Linked DNA regions of Homo sapiens: region 1 is linked to region 2. Evidence: read pairs that join two places in POLR2A ChIA-PET (ENCODE). Cell type or tissue: OCI-LY7. All regions are shown on one strand. Links, peaks and the distances in the headings refer to the core of each region. The heading gives the core; the rest is flanking DNA. Region 1 overlaps EPS15L1 (epidermal growth factor receptor pathway substrate 15 like 1). Region 2 overlaps KLF2-DT (KLF2 divergent transcript).

Region 1 (10,708 bases), core at 3,329-8,328, 73 kb after region 2:
CATTCCTCCCTCTCAGAGTGGGACCGTTCCTTGGCACCGTCAGCAGGTCCCACCCAGCCCTAAGACAGACCTTCCAGAGGGCTCAGACGGAAGCTCTGAAGCTTCCTTGAACACAGCAGTGCTGGGGGATGGGGGGCGTGGGCAGGAAAGAGGGACTCCACCTGGTTGGCCGTTTTAGGCTCCTTGGGACCCCCTCCCCATCCTGGCTGGCAGGCAAGTGCCAGAATTTTCCAGGCCCCTTGAGATGGTGGAACCACTTGTCCCATTGTAGAATTTCACATGTACCCACCGGATTATCTCTCTGAGATCATCGTGGGAACGAAATTGAAGTAGTTAAGTTCAAGGCTGAGGTGCTAACCGCAGGGTTCAAATGGAGATGCCATTTTTAAAGTGGATCTTGTGCAATCAACAAAAGGTTTTGGGACCCACATGGGCACATGATGGGGAGAGGTCACTGAGCCCTGGTTTCGATGTTGGCCTGGCATTTCAGAGAAGTGGGAGAGCTGGCAGCACTTAGGACCTCAGGGCTTCCTCGGTGGCTGCATCCTGTGTGGCACCCCCGGCAGGGAGGTCAAGAACTCACGGCCACCCTGGGTGGATGCCACACACAGGTACGGGAGGGGCTTGTTTGCAAGGGGAAGAATGACTTTTGTCTTCTTCTTTTGTTGAGAGAGCTGCTCAAATCAAACAGGACAGCCGCTGGTTAAACTTAGGTAAAAGCTGTTCGTTAGTGCAACTGTGGGGAGGGGGCGAAAAGACATGCTCATCACCATCACCTATGCGGCTTTGTTTAGGAGGTGAAAAGGTCATTAGCAGTAATAAAATAATCATTAAATTGGGGAGAGGTTAAAGGTGACTGGCTGGTTAGCGGTAGAACTGCGCTGGCTGGTGTCACCGGGCGCTGCAGGCAGGAACCGCAACGCAGGGCCGCGCTGGCAGGAAGTGGCAAGGGTGGGGCCGGTCGCAGGATCCCACTATCGCAGCAGGGCTGAGGCCCAATCACTGACACCCACACAGCCGTTTCCTGCACTTAAAAAAAAAATCTGTTTCTCTCTTTGCAAATCAACAACTTTTACCTAGAAACTCTTCAGCGGTGAGCTCTGACTGATCTTGATCTCCGGTCCGTTGCAGAAAATATACCATTGTTTACCTGGGGGAGGTGTGTGCCACGGCTAACTTTAACCTAACTCTAACTGACAGGTTTCGGCAGCCTGCCGGGTCTGTGCTGCATCTGCCTGAAAGAAACCAGTTTCTTCTGCCCAAAACAGACACCTGCTGGTTATTTAATACCTTGATACACCTTTCTTGAAAAGACCTCCAGGCAAGAAGAACTTAGTGCCCACACCAAAGCTCCATGCATGCCCCAGGAGATGGCCCTTGGTGGTCCCCAGAGTGCACTTTCTGGCTTAGATGGAGACAGAACTGAGTATGTGGCCTTGAGGGCAGATGGCCAACTGTGGGCTACTCAGCTGTACGCTGTGACCGGAACTCTCCCTCGAGGAACCTCTGCAGGTTCCCAGGTGGAGGGGTCCACCTGTGACTGTCCAGGTCAACACCTGTCTGCCCGTGCACCCACACTGCATGCCAGCCACACCAAATGTCAATTTCACCTCAATTGACCTTTAAACAAAATAAGACAAGCAGCTCCCACGGAATTTGAAAACTGCAGCCTCTAGAACACAAGAGATGGCACCAAAGCCACACGTGACTCAGACCCAAACTCACATTTGGTCCTGTATGAGCGATGACCCACAGAGGACGCTGGAGCCCTCTTTGAAGTTCAACTCCCTGCACGCTTTTTTTAACGGAAAAGATTTCCACTAAACTGTGACCTCACAGGGAGAAAAGGGCCCAATTAATGACTCCCAGAATGTGTGCAGCCACCTCAGCTGCCCAGCCTGTCTTTCCTGGAAAAGGTGCCCATATGGCAGAAGCCTGCGTCCCGGTCCCTGTGCCGCAGGGTGGGGATGGGGGCTACAGACCACATACAGCACGTCACCGTGCAAGGCGCTTCACCCACACACCCACCTGCTAGGCCTGAGTGGGTCCCATGGTCAGGCAGGAAAACTGAGGCTCAGGGAGGTTAAGTGACCCACCCGGGGCCTCCCTTTCCTCCAATGTCCAGAAACCAGCCTGATCAAGCAGTCCCCTGGATTCTAGCAGAATTGGCTGCCCAGAGGACAGAAGGAAGCGGCCTCAGTTCTCCTGTCCTGGCCTCACACATCAGCCATTTCCTGGCACAGAGGCCTAGCAGGGTTCTAGAAACCTCTGGGTGCCCTGGGATGGACAAACCCTGGATGGGAGCATGGGACATCAGACATGTTCCATGTGCCAGGCGGAGAGATGACAGAAAAGCTTGTTCCTTCATTGTGATTTCCATGAGTGCAGGTGTCAACGCTGTGTGCATGTTTAAGACTGCCCACTGGACAGCCTATGGGTCCTTCAGACTTTTTGTCAGTCTGTCTATCTCCACCAGCTCAAGGCTCGACCGCCAGGCTCACAGGGGGTCGCATTTCACCTTCCTCCTCACTCAGCCACGCTGGGACCCACGCATCTCGCGCAAAGCCCCAGCATCTGGGAAGCCCTGGGGTGGCCAGGGGAAGGCGGCCGTCACTGTGTGCTGGCCGTGTGGTCTCCCTGAGCAGAAAAAGCCTGGGGTAGCAAGAAAGGCAGAAAGGCTTTTTTTGGTTTGTTTGTTTGTTTTAAGAAAACATAAAGTCCAGCAGTTTGAAAACGTTGGACTTTATGCTTAAAAAAAAAAAAAAAAATTCACAGATTAGCTTCACTATCTTCTGTCTTAAAGAAGCCAAGAAAACAAGAGATCTGCCTTGTGTCTTCCTGGCGAACTTTCTGAGCACGACTTCACCCGACACTCATCTGCTGACCGCTCTTGCCCATAACCAGAGGCCTCCTGGGCTGCACGTGGGTCTGTGCCGTGTGGCCAGGAACCGGGAAGGGAATTGTACAGAGCCCGGCTCTGATTCCCTTGACCAGAGAGCAAGGGTAGGGCAAGCATCTTCCTTTGCAATTCCCCAAAGAGCCAAACACTTCTCCCCAACATGTGACTCACCAAAGGTCAACCACTGGGTCAACTCAGTGTTTGGACTGTTAGAGGTTAGTACGGAATCACAGCACAAATAATGCTGCAAGCTCAAACGGCAACCACCACACGGTCTGTACCTACCACCCAGCAGCGAGTACAATGCAGAATTTTTCTGTTCAGCCATTGCTTCTGGGTAAAAGAATCAAATGAGAAATATTTAGGCCTCCACACAGATCTGCAGTTGCTCCGGACTTAAAATGCTGCGCGTGCATTGGCTGTTTTAGAGAATGTTCTGAAGCTCATGGCTTGGTTCTCGTTACTCCTGTCTTGGGGCAGGAGGCAGGTCACTGGGTGTAGACCTGGCCCTGCTGCCACCTTGCTGTGTGACCTTGGGGAGCCCCCATGACCTCCCTCCCCGCCTTTCCTCTTCCAGGAAATGGGCATGGCCTGGCCTGTCTCCCTCACGGGTCTTGCTGGGACCTAGTGAGATAAGAACTGTTCAAGCACTTCCTAAGGGCCCATCAATGTTAATATATTTCTGCAGAGCACCGAGTGGCACAGCAACCATCAACCACAGCAGAACAAAGATGCAGTGGCCTGTGCCACGAGTAAAGGAGCCCAGGACCCCCTGGGTCTCAAATTGTGCAACAGCTCCCTAAAAAGCCTGAACCCTGAAGCCAGGCCCAAGGAAGTCACCCAAACTCCCGTTATCAAACGTTCTACTTTTAACAAGCATTCTTTTCTGCTTTCGAAGCCCACAGTACACTAACAGCAGAAGCCAAGGTGGGGTGGGTAGGCTTGCAGAGGGAGACACGATGGGAGGTGATAACTGAGGGAAAGTTCAAAAGCAGACCCAGCGCCGGGTTTAGGTACGTGGGGAGGCGGGGGTGGCGGTTTCCATGAAACACTGAAAATGAAGCTTTGCACCTGTGAGCTGTTGAGTGGGATGGCTCCTCCTCAGGGCCCAGCAAATACGGCACTGCTCGGCAAGTGTGTGCACCCATATGAGAATACGTGCACATGTGTGTAAATGTGTGTACACGTATGTAAGCACAGAGTGTGCATGCCCGGGTGTGTATGAGCACACACGCACGCATATGTGTGTGCACGTTTGCATGCATGCATTATGCAATATCTGTGTAATGCTCACCTGTATTCATGTATATGTTCACATGTGAATATGTGCATGTCTCAATGAATGCATGCACATATATAAGCATGGAGGGTGTGCATGCCCAGCTGTTATCTATGAGAGCATGTGTGTGTGCAGGCATGCACAATGCAGTATGTGAGTGCATGCTGCTCATCTCTATGCATGCATGTGTGTACTGACAAGAGAATATGCACACATGTCCACAGATGCATATAAGCATGGAGAGTGTGCACGGAGGGGTGCATGGGAGAGTGCGTGTGTGCCTGCATATGCGTACATGCAGGCACATGCGAGAATACTCATGTGATGCAGTATGTATGTGAATGCATGCTCACCTGTATGCATGTGTGTTCATGTGCAAACAGGTGCATGCATGCATGTGTCTGCAGGCGTGGAGGATGTGTGTACACAGGGTACACATGTGCATGCAAGAGCATACACGTGTACGTGCACATACATGCATAAAAATACATGGCCGCACGTGGGAATGTGCACATGCATGTGTGCCAGCTGTGTGCATGCATTGTGATTATGCATATATGTGTGTGTGTGTGTGTGTGTGTGTGTGCTTCTGCTCCCATCTTTTAGGCAGAGTGAAGAGGCCCACTGCCGTTCCATCAGGAAGCCAACAAGGATCCCTGAAGAGCCACTGCCTCTGTGTAAGGCACAGGTGGCCTCTTGCAGATGGAAGGGAGTCCCTTTGTTGTTTTGTTTTTCCTCCTGATGGTAAATGTCTTTGATGTGTGGCTTACAGAAATGATCTCTTTACGCATCTGTATCTGCTCAACAGTTCACAGAAAATCTGCTCTAAATCCACACAGCCCATACTTGGTCATACTTTTTCTCCTGACTCATCCACAAGAAAGCCAACCTGGGCACTGCGGGCTGGGTCCCCATCCTCCTGAGAGAAGGCCATGGCCAGCCCAGGGGACAGGAGGAGAGAGGCGGTGTTCTAAAAATAACTTCCCCTATGTTCACCTCTACTGACAGGTGGCCGAGGTGCAGGACCGAGGGTCACTCGTAACTAGTGAGCTGGGGGCATGCGGAGCCTGCTAGGTCCATTCCAGGACCTGCGATGACACAGGGGCTGCAAAGTGAGGCCAGTGGCAGATTCCAGGGGAGGGGCACGTGTAGGCAGGAGGGTGAGCACCACTTCCCTCGCTGGAGCTGATGGAAAGGGCTCGGGGGCATGCCCTATCTAGGGAAGACAGGTAACAGAAGGCATGATCCTGGGAGTGCGTGGGTCTCCTGTGGCTGCCCACAATTCAGGGACAGTGTGGGGAACAGTCTGCCTGGAGGTTAGAGAATAGGAGGCGTCCCAGACCGGGGCACAGATGGAACAGGCAATGACCGGGTAGATAAATGGATCAGGGAGCTGCAGTGACTCCTTCTGCCACTTGAAGCAATAGCTTTCTGTTTGAGAGTCTGGCCAACTGGCCGCCGGCCTAACTCTGTCATACGAGAGAAATCCCACGTGTGAGTTAAAGGGCTTCAGAATCCTCAGGGGACCCTCGAGGGCCAAGGCTAGGAGACATTGGCAGCACTGGCCATGGGGAAGAGGGGCAGGGCCTGTAGGAAGTCCCCTCCTCAGAGCTGTGCGTTGAGATGCCTGGGCAAGCTGGGGCAGAGGGGAGCCCCGAGCCATCCTGCCTCCTCACATCAGATGCCACCAAGGACAATCTCCCGCTCCCTCCACTCTCAGTCCTGAAGCAGCTGGGAAGGGACTGGACCAAGCAGCGACTCCTGCCACCCTCACCCCCAACAGGCCCTCCCTGAGCACGGACAGGGAGAAGGACGGAAGAGAAGGGGCCAGAGTGGCCACAGGGCTGCCGGCCATGAGTGGCTCCTGAAGTATAGCCAGGGCGTCGGGGTGGCACTGACATGCTCAGGCGGAGGCCGCACGAAGCGCCCCCAGCCACAAGGGGAGCTCTAAGGCCAAGGCTTTGTGCACTCCAATACAGAGCCAGAAGCCCAGGGGCCCACAGGACGGGGCGAGGGCGGGCAGGCAGGAGGCACACACCACGCACATACGGCACTTGCGTGGACCTGGGCAGCTGGGCCGGGGGGACCCTCTTGCTCCCCACACAGGGTCCCACGGCATCTGCTGCTACTCTGGGCTGGTGAGCAGGGAGGCCCTGGTCCCCCGCCATCCGGCACCGGTAGGCGGTGGCTGCGAGAGAAGAAAGCTTACTGACCGCTGGGCGGTTTAGGCCGTGGAGGAGCAGGTTTCTTCGGAGGCAGAGCAGGAGTGTCCTGTTTACTTTTAAAGGGGTCATCTGAGAATCCTGCCCCTCCCAAGGAGGAGGTGAAAGGGCCAGAAGGTGGGGGCTGTAAGAGAGGACATGAAAGAGAGGCAAAAATAGTTGTTAAAACAAAGGTGACGGATGTCCACTGAACAGACGCTCATGCTCCAAGGGCCCTGGCAAGGCCTCCTACCCTCTGGACTGCACAACATGGCCCTGCTTGGACGTGGGGTCTCTTTCAAGCCCCATGCTTTCCTCCACCCTCAACAGCAGGGGCCCTCTGGCCTGTGGGTGATGAGCTGCCCAACATAGGGTGGCAGAGAGCAGTCCCATACCTCCACGGGCTTCTAGCACCAAGGGCATCCCCAGTCACACGAGGCACACTGGGTCTTTCCTGACTCCAGGACTTGGCACATAGGGTCCCTTGGGCCTCCTGCTTACACTTCAGAGACACGCCCCACCCTCACCTGTATGCTGGCTGTGGTGCTTGGCACATGCCCTGGTGTGCCGCCTCCCCACTGAGCTGGCCGGTGTGGTCACTGCCTTCAGTTAGTGATGGACAGCTCCAGGTGCTGGGTCAGCTGGCACCAGACTTTCTTCCTCCATGCCTCTGGGCTGCACATGCAGCACCTCAGGTGGAAGTGCATCCTCACATGCCCGGCCACCCGCACTGGTCAGCATGCCCACGCCACCTCCACTGGGCTCTGACCACCTCTGGCCCGGACCCTCGGTCAGCCTCCATCACACCCATCCACATCCTCCACCCCACACCTGCTGTCTCAAACCCAAATCGGACCATATCCTCCAGCTTAAAGAGAGAGACAGTCAGAGATAGTTATAACAATTGGATAGATGAATGGATGGTGGGTGGGCAGATGGATGGAATGGTAGTTGGATGAATGGATAGACATATATGTGGATTAATGGACGAATGAATGGCGGGTGGGTGGATGGATGGATGGATGGGCAGGTAGAGACAGGGAGGCGGGTGGGTGGTAGACAGGGAGGCAGATATGTGGCGACGTCTTGCAGGTAGGTAGGTAGGTAGGCACTTCCTATAGGGAAGCTCCAAGCTCTCATTAAGGCATGCAGGGACTTCATCGCTGCCCCAGCTGCCTGATTTTTCAGGCTCACCTCTGAAGTCACCCCTCCCCTCACAATGCCTCCTTAGTCCCCAGAACCCACTGACCCCCCAGCCGCTGACTCAGCCTCCTGTTTCCAAGTCCTGCAACACTCAGGTCTCCTGCTGGGGAACTCGGCCCACCTCGTCCACCAGGAACCCCTCTCCTTGCTCAGAGCCTGGCTGGACCCCACTGCCGTCCCCCAGAGCTCTCCCAGGGCTCTCCCTGGGGCTGCTTCCTGCCACCCACGCCTGCACTGCTCACTGAGCCACAGAGACACGCTTCCAGGCCTCTCCCACCTGGAGGGCAAGCACAGTCCTCTCCCCGGCACCTGCTGCCTCCAGGCCTGTGATGAGCAGATACTAAGCGCCGCCACCTGGGGGGATGCTTGTCCCTCACTTGGAGCGCCGGTGAGGCACAGGGGAGCCAGGGTCTCCATCAGCCACAGAAGGGCCAGCATATCTCAGGCGTCTGAGGGAAGGGGCTGGGGTGTCCCAGGAGGGAGAAAATCACTTTCTATGGGCAGAAGAAGGATGAGTAACCACTCTTACTAAAACAGAAAATAATTAAGTCTGTAATAAAATAGAAAATAACTACATTTTTACTAACAGAGGAAACACATTGTTACAAAAATGCAAAATAACTAGGAAATTATAGGACAAAGAGATAACACTGCGACAGGAAACAAAAGGAATGGGCAGAAATAGGGGTAAAAATGATCATGTGTTCCTGGCCGGGCGCACTGGCTCACGCCTGTAATCCCAGCACTTTGGGAGGCCGAGGCGGGCAGATCACGAGGTTAGGAGATCAAGACCAGCCCAGCTAATACGGTGAAAAACCCCATCTCTACTAAAAATACAAAAAATTAGCCGGTCGTGGTGGCGGGCGCCTGTAGTCCCAACTACTCGGGAGGCTGAGGCAGGAGAATGGCGTGAACCTGGGAGGCGGAGCTTGCAGTGAGCTGAGATCCCGCCACAGCAGCACTCCTGGGCAACAGAGCGAGACTCCATCTCAAAAAATAAAAAAAATTAAAAAAGATCATGTGTTCCTCCAAGAGCATAGAAGAGAAAGATCAGAGTGGGGCAGAGGTGGAGGGAGGGGCCGGGGGTCTTTAACTTTCTCCCCAGCAGGGAAGGCCTAGAGACAGAGAACAGGTCAAGAGTACAAAGGCACACTCCCAGGGTTTCCCTCGAGAATCTGAATGCAACAGATTGCAGATGTGGGGGAAAAGGTCTACCACCACGTCCAGCAGACAGTCTTAGAGGTATGGCTGCCTCTGCCTCCAGCATCTAGTCACACCGATGCAGCTGACTAAGGCTCCAGCGTCTAGTCACACTGACACGGCCATCTAGGCCTTCAGTGTCTAGTCACACAGACAAGGCCATCTAAGGCTCCAGCGTTTAGTCACACCAATGCAACCATCTAAGGCTCCAGCGTCTAGTCACACAGACGTGGCCGTCTAAGGCTACAGTGTCCAGTCACACCAGTGCAGAGGTCTAAGGCTCCAGTATCTAGTCACACAGATGTGGCCATCTGAGGCTCCAGCATCTAGTCACACAAAAGTGGCTGTCTAAGACTGTAGACTAGCCACACCAATGCAGCCATCTAAGGCTCCAGCACCTAGTCACACAGACACGGCCATCTAAGACTCCAGTGTCTAGTCACATAGACGCGGCTGTCTGAGGCTCTAGCTTCCAGTCACACCAATGCAGCTGTCTAAAGCTCCAGCATCTAGTCACACTGATGCAGCCAGCTAAAGCTCCAGTGTCTAGTCACACAGATGCGGCTGCCAAAGGCTCTGGCATCTGGTTACACAGATGCGGCCGTCTAAGGCTCCGGCATCTAGTCGCACAGACGCAGCCATCTAAGGCTCCAGCATCTAGTCACACAGACGTGGCCGTGTAAGGCTCCAGCATCTAGTCACACCAAAGCGGCCATCTAAGGCTCCAGTGTCTAGTTACAGCAATGCAGCCATCTAAGGCTCCAGCATCTAGCCACACAGACACGGCCACCTAAGGCTCTGGCGTCTAATCACACAGACGTGGTCATTTAAGGCTCTAGCGTCTAGTCACACAGACACAGCCGTCTAAGATTTTAGTGTCCAGTCATGCAGATGCAGCCGTCTAGGCTTCTAGCGTTTACTCATACCAATGCAGCCGTCTAAGGCTCTAGTGTCTAGTCACACAGACATGGCCCTCTAAGGTTCCAGGGTCTACTCACACACACGCAGCCATCTAAGGCTCTAGCGTCCAGTCACACCGACGTGGCCATCTAAGGCTCCAGGGTCTAGTCACACAGACGCAGCCATCTAAGGCTCTAGTCACACTGACACAGTCACACTGACACATCCAGTCACACTGACACAGCTATTTGAGGCTCTAGCTTCCAGTCACACCGATGCGGTCGTCTGAGGCTCTGGCATCTAGTCACACAGATGCGACTCTCTAGGTCTCTACAATTTAGTTGCACAGACATGGCCGTTTAGGCCTCTGGAGTCTAGTCAGAGACGTGGCCACCTGTGTCTCTGGCAGCTAGTTATAGAGATGCAGTCATCTAGGCCTCTAGCATCTAGTTACAGAGATGCATCGATCTGGGCTATTTGCGTCCCGTCACAGAGATATGGCTGCCTCGGACCTTGTGTAGTCCTAGAGTCGAGGTTGCTCGGCCCAGTCAGAGCCACATCAGAGACAGAACAGGGAGGTGGCCCCTCTAAGAGGCAGCCTACCCATTCCAGGTCCCCCCGATAAGGGCAGTGGCAGGTGCCCCCAGGGAGGGGAAGGGGCCCCAAAGGCTCCTGCACAGATGACCCCACCAGATCCCTTCCCTGGGCTTCACGCCGCCCTCTGAAGCTGCCCAGGCAGGAGACACTCGCTCTGTGCTGATCTTCTCACCTAATAATAGGCCCAGTGACCTGGCAGGGGGTCCCACTGTCAGCACCTCTGCCTTACACACAAGGAAACTGAGGCACACAAAGGAGGCGCAGCCTGCCCACATCACACAGCAGGTCCACGGCGGATCCAGGGCTGCCACATCGTCTGCCTCCCAGGCTGGGGCCACCAGACGCTGCCCTCAGCTGCCGAGGGCCACCCCAGTGGTGGGTCCAGGGCCTCGTCCTGGGCAGACTGTCCTGCCCAGGCTGGAACCCCAA
Region 2 (10,708 bases), core at 3,430-8,429:
AGGCAGTCTGCGTACACACCTGCTATAATCCCGTAAGTCTGGGTGTGACTAGTGAGTCAGTGAGGGTGTCACTTCCTTGATAAGGTGACATTTTAAGGCAAAGGTGAGAAAACCTTACCAATATAATTAAGGTCCAAAATAATTTGATTTTGAGTTCATCAAATGGGAGCTTACCTTGGGTGGGCCTGACCTAATCAGGAGAGTGCTTTGAAAGAGGATCTAATGGTAATTTTTTTTTCAACCATCAATTTTGCTCCTGAGTCTAATGGCAAATTTTATGTTATGTATATTTAACCACAATTTAATTTTTTTTTGAGACGGAGTTTCATTCGTGTTGCCCAGACTAGAGTGCAATGGCGTGTGCAGTCTTGGCTCACTGCAACCTCCATCTCCCAGGTTCAAGCAATTCACCTGCCTCAGCCTCCCAAGTAGCTGGGATTACAGGCATGCACCACCATGCCCAGCTAATTTTGTATTTTTAGTAGAGACGGGGTTTCTCCATGTTGGGCAGGCTGGTCTCAAACTCCCGATCTCAGGTGATCTGCCCACCTTGGCCTTCCAAAGTTCTGGGATTACAGGTGTGAGCCACCATGCCCAGTCCTTAAAATTTTTAATTTAAAAAAAAAAACCGTGATGGCAAGTGAAAACAACCAAAGCGTCCACCAACAGATGAATGGATACACAAAATATAGTGTAGCCATAGAGTGGAATATTATTCAGCCAGGAAAAAGGAATAAAATTCTGATTCATGCTACACTGTGGTTGAAGCTTGAGGACATTATGCTAAGTGAAATGAGCCCATCACAAAAAGACAACTACTGTCTGATTTCACTTATAGGAGGTCTCTAGAGTGGTCACACTTATAGAGACAGGAAGTAGAATGGTGGGTACGAGGGGCTAGAGGAGAAGGAATGGGGAGTTTGGGTCTAATAGGGACAGAGTTTCAGTTTGGGATGATAAAGAAGTTCTGGAAATAGAAAGTGACAATGGTGGCCAGGCACGGTGGCTCATGCCTGGAATCTCAGCGCTTTGGGAGGCTGAGAGGGGCAGATCGCTTGAGCCCACGAGTTCAAGACCAGCCTGGGCAGCATGGTGAAACCCCATCTCTACAAGAAATTTAAAAATTAGGCAGGTGGTGGTACATGCTTGTAGTCCCTGCTACTCAAGAGGCTGAGGTGGGAGGATCACTGGAGCCTGGGAGGGTCGAGGCTGCAGTGAGCCAAGATTGCACCACTGCACTCCAGCCTGGGTGACAGAGTGAGATCCTGTCTCAAAAAATAAAAAGTGGCAATCGTTACACAACATCATGAATAAACTTAATGCCACTGAATTGTACACTTAAAAAGAGTTAAGATGAGGCCAGGTGCTCACGCCTGTAATCCCAACACTTTGGGAGGCCAAGTAGGGGTGTGGATTGCTTGAGGCCAGGAGTTTGAGACCAGCCTGGGCAACATGGCAAAACCCCGTCTCTACAAAAAAATACAAAAATTAGCCAGGCATGGTGGTGCACACCTGTAATCCCAGCTACTCGGGAGGCTGAGGGATGAGAATCACTTGAACCCAAGAGGTGGAGGTTACAGTGAGCCGAGATCACTCCATTGCACTCCAGCCTGGGCGACAGAGTGAGACTCTGACTCAAAAAAAAAAAAAAATGGTTAAGATGAATTTTAATAAATGTTATGTATGTTATTTTACCATTCAGGGGGTTGTCTTTGTTTTGTTTTAGAGACAGGGTCTCACTATGTTGCCTGGGCTGGAGCACAGTGGCACTGTACCGTACAGGACACCCTGTGATATGGTTCGTAGTCTCCAGGGGGGGAGAGAAGAATGACATTACTCCCAATATCGTGGGGAGTGTCCACCCCCCTGTGATATTGTTCATAATATCCAGTCCCCCCTCAATATTACACACGGTATCACGGGGAAGTGTACACACCCTACACACCCCCTGCGATATTGAGGGTACTATCATCTTGTCACTTCCTGGGCTCAGTGGCTCACACCTGTAATCCCAGTATTTTGAGAGGTGGAGGCAAGGGAATCACTTGAAGTCCAGGAGTTCAGGACCAACCAGGGCAACATGGAGTGCCCTCTGCCCTCCCCACCAAAAAATAAAAATAAATTAGCTAGGTGTGGTTGCTAATTATTAATATTATGTGTGATATCACAGGGGGGTGTACACACTCCCTGTAACATTGGGGGTACCATCATTCTGTCCCCCCTTTGATATGACGCACAATATCACTTGAGGGTGTACACACCCCCTACAATATTGGGAATACTATCATCCTGTCCTCCCCTGGATATTATGACCAGTATCACAGAGGGGTGTACATGCCCCCTGCGATATTGGGGGTACTATCATCCTGTCCCCCCCTGTATATTATGACTGGTATTATGGGGGGTGTACACGCCCCCTGCGATATTGGGGGTACTATCATCCTGTCCCCCCCGTATGACTGGTATTACAGGGGGGTGTACACGCCCCCTGCGATATTGGAAGTACTATCATCCTGTCCCCCCATCTATATTATGACTGGTATTACAGGGGGGTGTACACGCCCCCCGCGATATTGGGGATACTATCATCCTGTCCCCCCTGTATATTATGACTGGTATTACAGGGGGGTGTACACGCCCTCTGCGATATTGGGGGTACCATCATCCTGTCACGCCCTGTATATTATGACTGCTATTACAGGGGGTGTACACGCCCCCTGCGATATTGGGGGTACTATCATCCTGTCATGCCCTGTATATTATGACTGGTATTACAGGGGGTGTACACGCCCCCTGCGATATTGGGGATACTATCATCCTGTCCCACCCTGTATATTATTACAGGGGCGTGTACACACCCCAGTGACATTGGAGGTGTGATCATCCTGTCCCCCTTTGTATATTACACGTGCCATCACAGGGGGTGTACACAGTGGCATCACAGCTCACTGCAGCCTGGATCTCCCGCCTCAGCCCCCCAAGTAGCTGGGACTACAGGCGTGAGCAACCACACCTAGCTAATTTATTTTTATTTTTTGGTGGGGTGGGCAGAGGGCACTCTATGTTGCCCAGGCTGGTCCCAAACTCCTGGTCTTCAAGTGATTCCCCTGCCTCCCTCTCCCAAAATACTGGGATAACAGGCGCGAGCCACTGAGCCCAGCTCACCTTAATTTTTTTGTTGTTGTTTAAAACAAAAATCAATGCATACAGGCTGGGTACTAGTTATTTGGACAACTAGTCTCAAACTCCTGGGCTTTAGCCTGTAATCCCAAAACCCCATCTCTACAAAAAATACCAATAAAATTGGCCAGGTGTGGTGGTGCACAAATGTATTCCCAACTACTCGGGAGGCTGAGGTGGGAGGATCGCTTGAGCCTAGGAGGCCGACGTTGCATTGAACCAGATCACGCCATTGCCCTTCAGCCTGGGCAACAGAGAGAGAGGAGACTCCGTCTTAAAAAAAAAAAACAACAACAACAACAAAAAAAACGGCTGAGCACGGCCGCTCACGCCTGTAATCCCAGCACTTTGCGAGGCTGAGGCGAGCGGATCGCCTGAGGTCAGGAGTTAGAAATCAGCCTGGCCAACATAGTGAAACCCTGTCTCCACTAAAAATACAAAAAAATTAGCTGGATGTGGTGGCAGGCACTCCCAGCTACTCGGGAGGCTGAGGCAGGAGAATCGCTTGAACCCAGGAGGCGGAGGTTGCAGTGAGCCGAGATCGCACCACTGCACTCCAGCCTGGGCAACAAGAATGAAACTCCATCTCAAAAAATAAAAAAATAAAGCCAGGCTCAGTGGCTCACAACACCTCTAAGCCCAGCACTTTGGGAGGCCGAGGCGGGTGGATCACCTGAAGTCAGGAGTTCGAGACCAACCTGGCCAACATGGTGAAACTCCATCTCTACTAAAAATATAAAAATTAGCCAGGCATGGTGGCCTATGCTGTAATCCCAGCTACTCAGGAGGCTGAGACAAGAGAATCCCTTGAACCCGGGAGGCAGAGGTTGCAGTAAGCCGAGATGGTGCCACTATACTCCAGCCTGGGCGACAGACCAAGAAGACTCTGCCTCAAAAAAAAAAAAAAAAAAAAAAACAACAACAATGGGAAGCCTCTGAAACTCCCCTTCCCCAGGGGTCTCCGGGGGTCTCCACACTCCTCGGCTGAGTCAGCCTTCCTCCTGCAAACAGCCCAGGGTTCACCAAGTGTACAAGGCTGTCGTGGGCCCCATGCCCCTTCTCGCCACAGGCTTGTGCAGGCACGGGGCCGTCCCCGCTTGATTGCTAGGGGTTTAGCCAATATTTTCTTACGGGGCGCCCTTGCTGGGACACAGGTGCAAGTGTGACATCGTGGGCTGTGAGTCAGGCCTTGGCACTCCTTGCACGGCCGGCCGGCATGAGTCAGGCTGCATTTGCCCACTGTTCCTGTCTTTTCTCTTGTTCTGAACACCGCATGTGCCAGGCCTTCTGTGGGTCATCAGTCATTATTTTGGGTATGCAGCGCAGATCACTCAGGGACAGACTTCTCTGGGTCAGGGGAGCTGGGACTTTACTTATCAAATTGCAAATGTCCAACATACCCCATGCAGAACCAGTGACACGGAGAGAGGTTTCCATCCCAGGGCTGGGGTCGGGGAGGGTGTCGAACACCCAGTACAGCCCCCAGGGTTTCCTAGAAATGCAAATCACAGCTCTGAAGTGCAGCCTGGCCTCTTATGGTTAGACACAGGTTCACACCTGAGAAAGCTTGGCAACGTCTAGAGACATTTTTGGTCCTCACGACTCGGGGAGGCGCGTCGGGGGAATGCTATTAATTGTGGGTTTTGCCATTAAAAAAAAAGTAATGGCAAGGGCCAGGCGCGGTAGCTCACGCCTGTAACCCAGCACTTTGGGAGGCCGAGGCGGGTGGATCACCTGAGGTCAGGAGTTCTAGACCAGCCTGGCCAGTATGGTGAAACCCTGTCCCTACTAAAAATACAAAAATCATGGCCGGGCGCGGTGGCTCACGCCTGTAATCCCAGCACTTTGGGAAGCTGAGGCAGGTCGATCACGAGGTCAGGAGATCGAGACCATCCTGGCGAACACTGTGAAACCCCGTCTCTACTAAAAATACAAAAAAAATTAGCCAGGTGTGGTGGCGGGCGCCTATAGTCCCAGCTACTCCGGAGGCTGAGGCAGGAGAATGGCATGAACCCAGGGGGCGGAGCTTGCAGTGAGCGGAGATCACGCCACTGCACTCCAGCCTGGGCAACAGAGCGAGACACCATCTCAAAAAAAAAAAAAAAAAGTACGAAAATCAGCCAAGCATGATGCCGCGCACCTGTCATCCCAGCCACTGGGGAGGCTGAGGCAGGAGAATCGCTTGAACCCAGGAGGCGGAGGTTGCAGTGAGCCGAGACTGCAGCACTGCACTCCAGCCTGGGCGACGGCATAAGATTCCATCTCAAAAAATAATAATAATAATAATGGCAAGAACGGCAATGACTTTTGCACCAACCTAATAGTATCTGGTGGGTGCAGGCCAGGGATGCTACAATGCACGGGATGGCCTCTGCCACACAGATAATCCGGCCTCAAGTGCTGAAGTTGGGAAATCCTGCTTACCAGCCCCTGAAGAGTCCATTTCTCATCTCATGCCGGCTTACCCCCTACCACCTTTTTTTTTTTTTTTTTTGAGACAGTCTGGCTCTGTCCCCCAGGCTGGAGTGCAGTGGCACAGTCTTGGCTCACTGCAACCTCCGCCTCCCTGGTTCAAGTGATTCTCCTGCCTCAGCCTCCTGAGTAGCTGGGATTACAGGCGCGCACCACCACGCCCAGCTAATTTTTGTATTTTTAGTAGAGACGGGGTTTCGCCATGTTGGCCAGGCTGGTCTCGAACTCCTGACCTCAGGTGATCTGCCTGCCTAGAGCTCCCAAAGTGCTGGTATTACAGGTGTGAGCCACCGCGCCTGGCCTAAATAATTTTAAAATAGGTCAGTTGACAGTCTTCAGGCGGCAAGTTAGAGAAACACATGCAGGCAGATGCATGCTTGTTTGAGGCTGTAAAGTGTCCACATTGGGAAACTGGGGAGAAGATAGGAGAACTATGTAGGGGCTCTAGGTTCTGCAGCTGGCAATATTCTTCTATGTCCACTTCCTCCCATTAAAATTCGGCCTCCAGCCAAGTGGCCAGTGTCTGGGATATGTTATTGTGTCTGGCTCTGAGGAACTGGAACTCCTTCCAGTTCTTGAAGATACTTGGGGAGGGAAGATGCTTGGGGAGCATTTGTTTGGCTCCCCAGCCATAATGCACAGTATTGGCATGACTGGGGGTATGGATGGGGACACTGGGCATCCCCGATATGATGTGATGAGGAGGGCATGCTCCCGTCTTCTTCCCCAAACCCCACAATTCCTGTCTAACCACAAGAAAATGTCAAACACAGATTGGGGTACACTTGGATGCCCTGGGGGGGGACCGGCCAGCACTCTTTAAGACTGCCAAAGTCAGCCAGGCACGGTGGCTCATGCCTATAATCCCAGAATTTTGGGAGGCTAAGGCAGGTTGATCACCTGAGGGCAGGAGTTCAAGACCAGCCTGACCAACAGATGAATCCCCCTCCCTACTAAAACACACAAAAAAGTAGGTGGGTATGGTGGGTGGGCGCCTGTAATCCCAGCTACTCGGGAGGCTGAGGCATGAGAATCACTTGAGCCCAAGAGGCAGAGGCAGAGGTTGCAGTGAGCTGAGATGGTGCCACTGCATTCCAGCCTGGGCAAGAAGAGCGAAACTCCATCTCAGAAAAAAAAAAAAAAAAAGACTGACAAAGTCTCTCACACCTGTAATCCCAGCACTTCAGGAGGCCAAGGCAGGAGGATCACTTGAGTCCAGGAATTCAAGACCAGCCTGGACAACATAGCAAGACCCCATCTGCACAAAAAGTTTAAAAAAATACCCAAGCATATGGCACACACCTATGGTCCCTGCTACTCAGGAGGCTGAGGTGGAAAAATCACTTGAGCCCAGGAGCTTGAGGCTGCAGTGAGCTGCGATCAAGTTACTGCACTTCAGCCTGAGCAACAGAGTGAGAGCCTGTCTAAAAAAAAAAAAAAAAAAAAAAAAAAAAAAAAACGGGCCAAGCACAATGGCTCAGGTCTGTAATCCCAGTACTTTTCAAGGCTGAGGCGGGCAGATCACTGGAGGTCAGGAATTTGAGACCAGCCTGGCCAACACGGTGAAACCCCATCTCTACTAAAAATACAAAAATTAGCCGAGTGTGGTTGTGGATGCCTGTAATCCCAGCTACTCGGGAGGCTGAGGTGGGAGAATCGGTTGAACCCAGGAGGCGGAGGTTGCAGTGAGCTGAGATTGCGCCACTGCACTGCAGCCTGGGCAACAAGAGTGAAACTCCGTCTAAAAAAAAAAAAAAAGAAAAAAAAAAACAACAAGAGATTGAACACTGCTGAGGTCATGAAAAACAAGGAAAGACTAAGAAACCATCACAGACCAGAGGAGATCAGGGAGGAACGGGGGCTAAATAAGGTGAAGGATCCTGGAAGAGAGGGAGGACATTTGTGGGAACATTGGTGACATCCACATAGAATGTCTGGAGTTTAGTTGATAGCATCATTGTCCCAGCATTAATTTCTTAGTTTCACCAAATGTACTGAGGTAGGGAAAGATGTCAACATCAGAGGAAGCTGGTGGAAGGGGACATGGGAGTGCTGCATAGCCTCTTTGCAACTTTCCTGCCATTAAACTGATTCCAAAATAAAACACTTATAAGACGTTTATTTTACAACTCATGCCAGGTGCAGTGGCTCACACCTGTAATCCCAATGCTTTGGGAGGCCAAGGCAAGAGGACTCCTTGAGTTCAGGAGTTTGAGTCCAGCCTGGGCCACACAGCAAAATCACATCTCTACAAAAATTACAAAAATTAGCCGGGAGTGATGGCATGTACCCGTAGTCCCAGCTACTTGAGGGGTCGCGATGGGAGGATCGTTTGAGCCCGGAAGGTCAAGGTTACAGCCTGGGCAACAGAGTGAGACCCTGTCTCAAAAAAAAAAAATAAAAAAAAGTAAGCTAAGAAGGGAGACATAAGCAGCAATATTGGAACTTACCCATACTTAAATAAAAAAATCCTTCCCTATCTGAAATGTATTTATTTATGATTATTTTTTAGACAGGGCCTCACTCTGTTGCCTAGGCTGGAGTGCAGTGGTGTGACCATGGCTCATTGCAGCCTTGACCTCCTGGGCTCAAGCAATCCGGCTGAGTAGCTGGGACCACAGGCACGAGCCACCATGCCCGGATAATTTTTTTTTTCTTTTTTTGAGATGGAGTTTTGCTTTTGTTGCCCAGGCTGCAGTGCAATGGCACGATCTTGGCTCACCGCAACCTCCACCTCCCGGGTTCAAACGATTGTCCTGCCTCAGTCTCCCTAGTAGCTGGGATTACAGGCAGATGCCACGACGCCCAGCTAATTTTTATATTTTTAGTAGAGATAGGGTTTCACCATGTTGGTCAGGCTGGTTTCGAACTCCTGACCTCAGGCAATCCACCTGCCTCGGCCTCCCAAAGTGCTGGGATTACAGTCATGAGCCACCATGCCCGGCCTCCCGGATAATTTTTAAAAAATTTTTTGTGGCTAGGCGCAGGGCTCACGCCTGTAGTTTTAACACTTTAGGAGGCCGAGGTAGATGGATCACCTGAGGTCAGGAGTTCGAGAACAGCCCGGCCAGCATGGTGAAACCCCGCCCCGCCTCTACTAAAAATACAAAAATTAGCAAGGCGTGGTGGTGGGCGCCTATACTCCCAGCTACTCGGGAGGCTGAGGCAGCAGAATCGCTTGAACCCGGGAGGTGGAGGTTGCAGTGAGTCGAGATTGCACCACTTCACTCCAACCTCGGCGACAGAGACTGTATCAAAAAAAAAAAAATTTTGTTGAGATAAGGTCTTGCTGTGCTTCCCAGACCGGTCTCAAACTCCTGGGCTCAAGCGATCCACTCGCCTTGGCCTCCCAGAGTGCTGGGATTCCAGGCACGAGCCACTGCACCTGGCCTCTATCTGAAATTTACATTTAAGTGGGGGGTCCTGTGTTTCAGCCCAAAACTCTAGTCTAGGCGGTAGAAAGGACCCAGTGGGCTGGGGGTGGGGCCCAGAGTCAGCACCCGGCTCTGGATCTGGCACCTGGGTGGCAGGGGTTCCATTAACTGAGGTGGGAAACAGAGGCCGGAGTGGAGGGGGGATAATGAGCTCATTTTACAGCAGCTGCTAATGGCTCTTAATAATGATGGTGATGACGATAATTGCACCTCCCCCACAGCATAAATCTTGCTCCACCCGGGCTGGTTTTGGACTCCTCTGGCTCCTTACCCGGCCTGGGAACCTGAGGGGCATCGAGCCAGACTCACGCCCGCGTCCCCCGCCACGCCTAGCCCTGGTGTGGAACTGCACAGATGCCCCCACTGTCCCCTCCCGCCGTCCCGAGTTCCCTGGGGTTGCTATTAAGAAACCTGTGACCTGGAAGCTCCCTCCTGGCTTCAAGTCTTCCTGCCTTTGCTTCGAGTCGTCCTGCCTTTCAACACTGAACCAATGTAGTTCTTACATATATTGACTGATGTCTCCTGTCTCCCTAAATGTCCAAGACTAAGCTGTGCCCCGACCACCTTGGACACATGTCATCAGGACCTCCTGAGTCTGTGTCATGGACGGGCATCCCCAACCTTGGCAAAATAAACTTTTTCTTTTTTTTTTTTTTGAGACAGAGTCTCTGTCTGTCACCCAGGCTAGAGTGCAGTGGCACGATCTCGGCTCACTGCAACCTCTGGCTCCTGGGTTCAAGTGATTCTTCTGCCTCAGCTTCCCGAGTAGCTGGGATGACAGGCACCCAGCTAATTTTTGTATTTTTAGTAGAAACGGGGTTTCACCATGTTGGTCAGGCTGGTCTCGAACTCCTGACCTCAGGTGATCCGCCCGCCTCGGCCTCTCCAAGTGCTGGGATTACAGGCATGAGCCACCATGCCCGGCCGCAAAATAAACTTGCTAAATTAACTAAGAACTGTCTCAAATTTTCGGGGTTCACAGTGGCTTCCAACAACGGAAACGTGTTCTCTCACAGTCCTGGAGGTCCCAAGTCGAAGGCTGACAGGTGAGTTTCTTCTGGGGACCTTGAAGGAGGGGAGGGACAGGGGGCTAAGGTGACTCCCAAGGTGGCAGGTGGATCGTAGTCCCAGCTACTCAGGAGGCTGAGACAGGAGAATCACTTGAACCTGGCAGGCGGAGGTTGAAATGAGCCGAGGTCACGCCACTGCACTCCAGCCTGGGCAACAGAGCAAGACTCCATCAAAAAAAAAAAAAAGTGTCAGAGGAATGCAAACAAATCCTTACACACACACACACACACACACACACACACACTCACAATAGCCCCAAGGTGGAAGCAAATCAAGTGTCCATCAACAGGCAAATGGACCGAAACAATGTGGTCCATCCACAATATGGAATATTATTCAGCCATGAAAAGGAAGCACTGACCCATGCTTCAGCATGGATGAACCCCGAAAACACGATGCTGAGAGAAGCCAGACACAAAGGCCACATAGCGTGAGATTCCATCTGAGTGAAATGCCCAGAATAGGCAACTCCATACAGCCAGGAAGCAGATGGGTGGTTGCCAGGGACTGGGGAAGGGGAATGGGGAGTGACTGCTGATGGGGACAGGGTC

The links. ChIA-PET counts read pairs that join two places held together with the same protein. Peaks named below come from ENCODE experiments on the same cell type or tissue, not always from the same donor. Only the 100,000 strongest peaks of a DNase experiment are listed, where the experiment ranks them.
Region 1: POLR2A ChIA-PET joins it to region 2 with 9 read pairs; 9 of 35 experiments call an interaction of 5 or more read pairs at or near these places.

The regions. Positions count from the first base shown.
Region 1 is chr19:16,370,731-16,381,438 of GRCh38, forward strand. EPS15L1 (epidermal growth factor receptor pathway substrate 15 like 1) reads right to left here. Exons shown (of 24, transcript NM_001258374.3): 22 at 6,392-6,524. Among named protein-coding and RNA genes, the nearest start is that of KLF2, 51 kb to the left of the region's middle. RefSeq lists enhancers at 993-1,162, 1,303-1,372, 5,014-5,515. In OCI-LY7, for the core only: CTCF peaks have their summits at 6,120 and 6,320; a DNase peak (open chromatin) is centred at 6,111.
Region 2 is chr19:16,297,800-16,308,507 of GRCh38, forward strand. The region is part of intron 1 of KLF2-DT (KLF2 divergent transcript); the gene reads right to left. Among named protein-coding and RNA genes, the nearest start is that of KLF2-DT, 22 kb to the right of the region's middle. RefSeq lists an enhancer at 4,377-4,436 and a silencer at 4,637-4,706. In OCI-LY7, for the core only: no CTCF peak of the experiment used is centred there; DNase peaks (open chromatin) are centred at 4,392, 4,702 and 5,328; H3K4me3 peaks cover 1,011 bases; H3K27ac peaks cover 3,028 bases.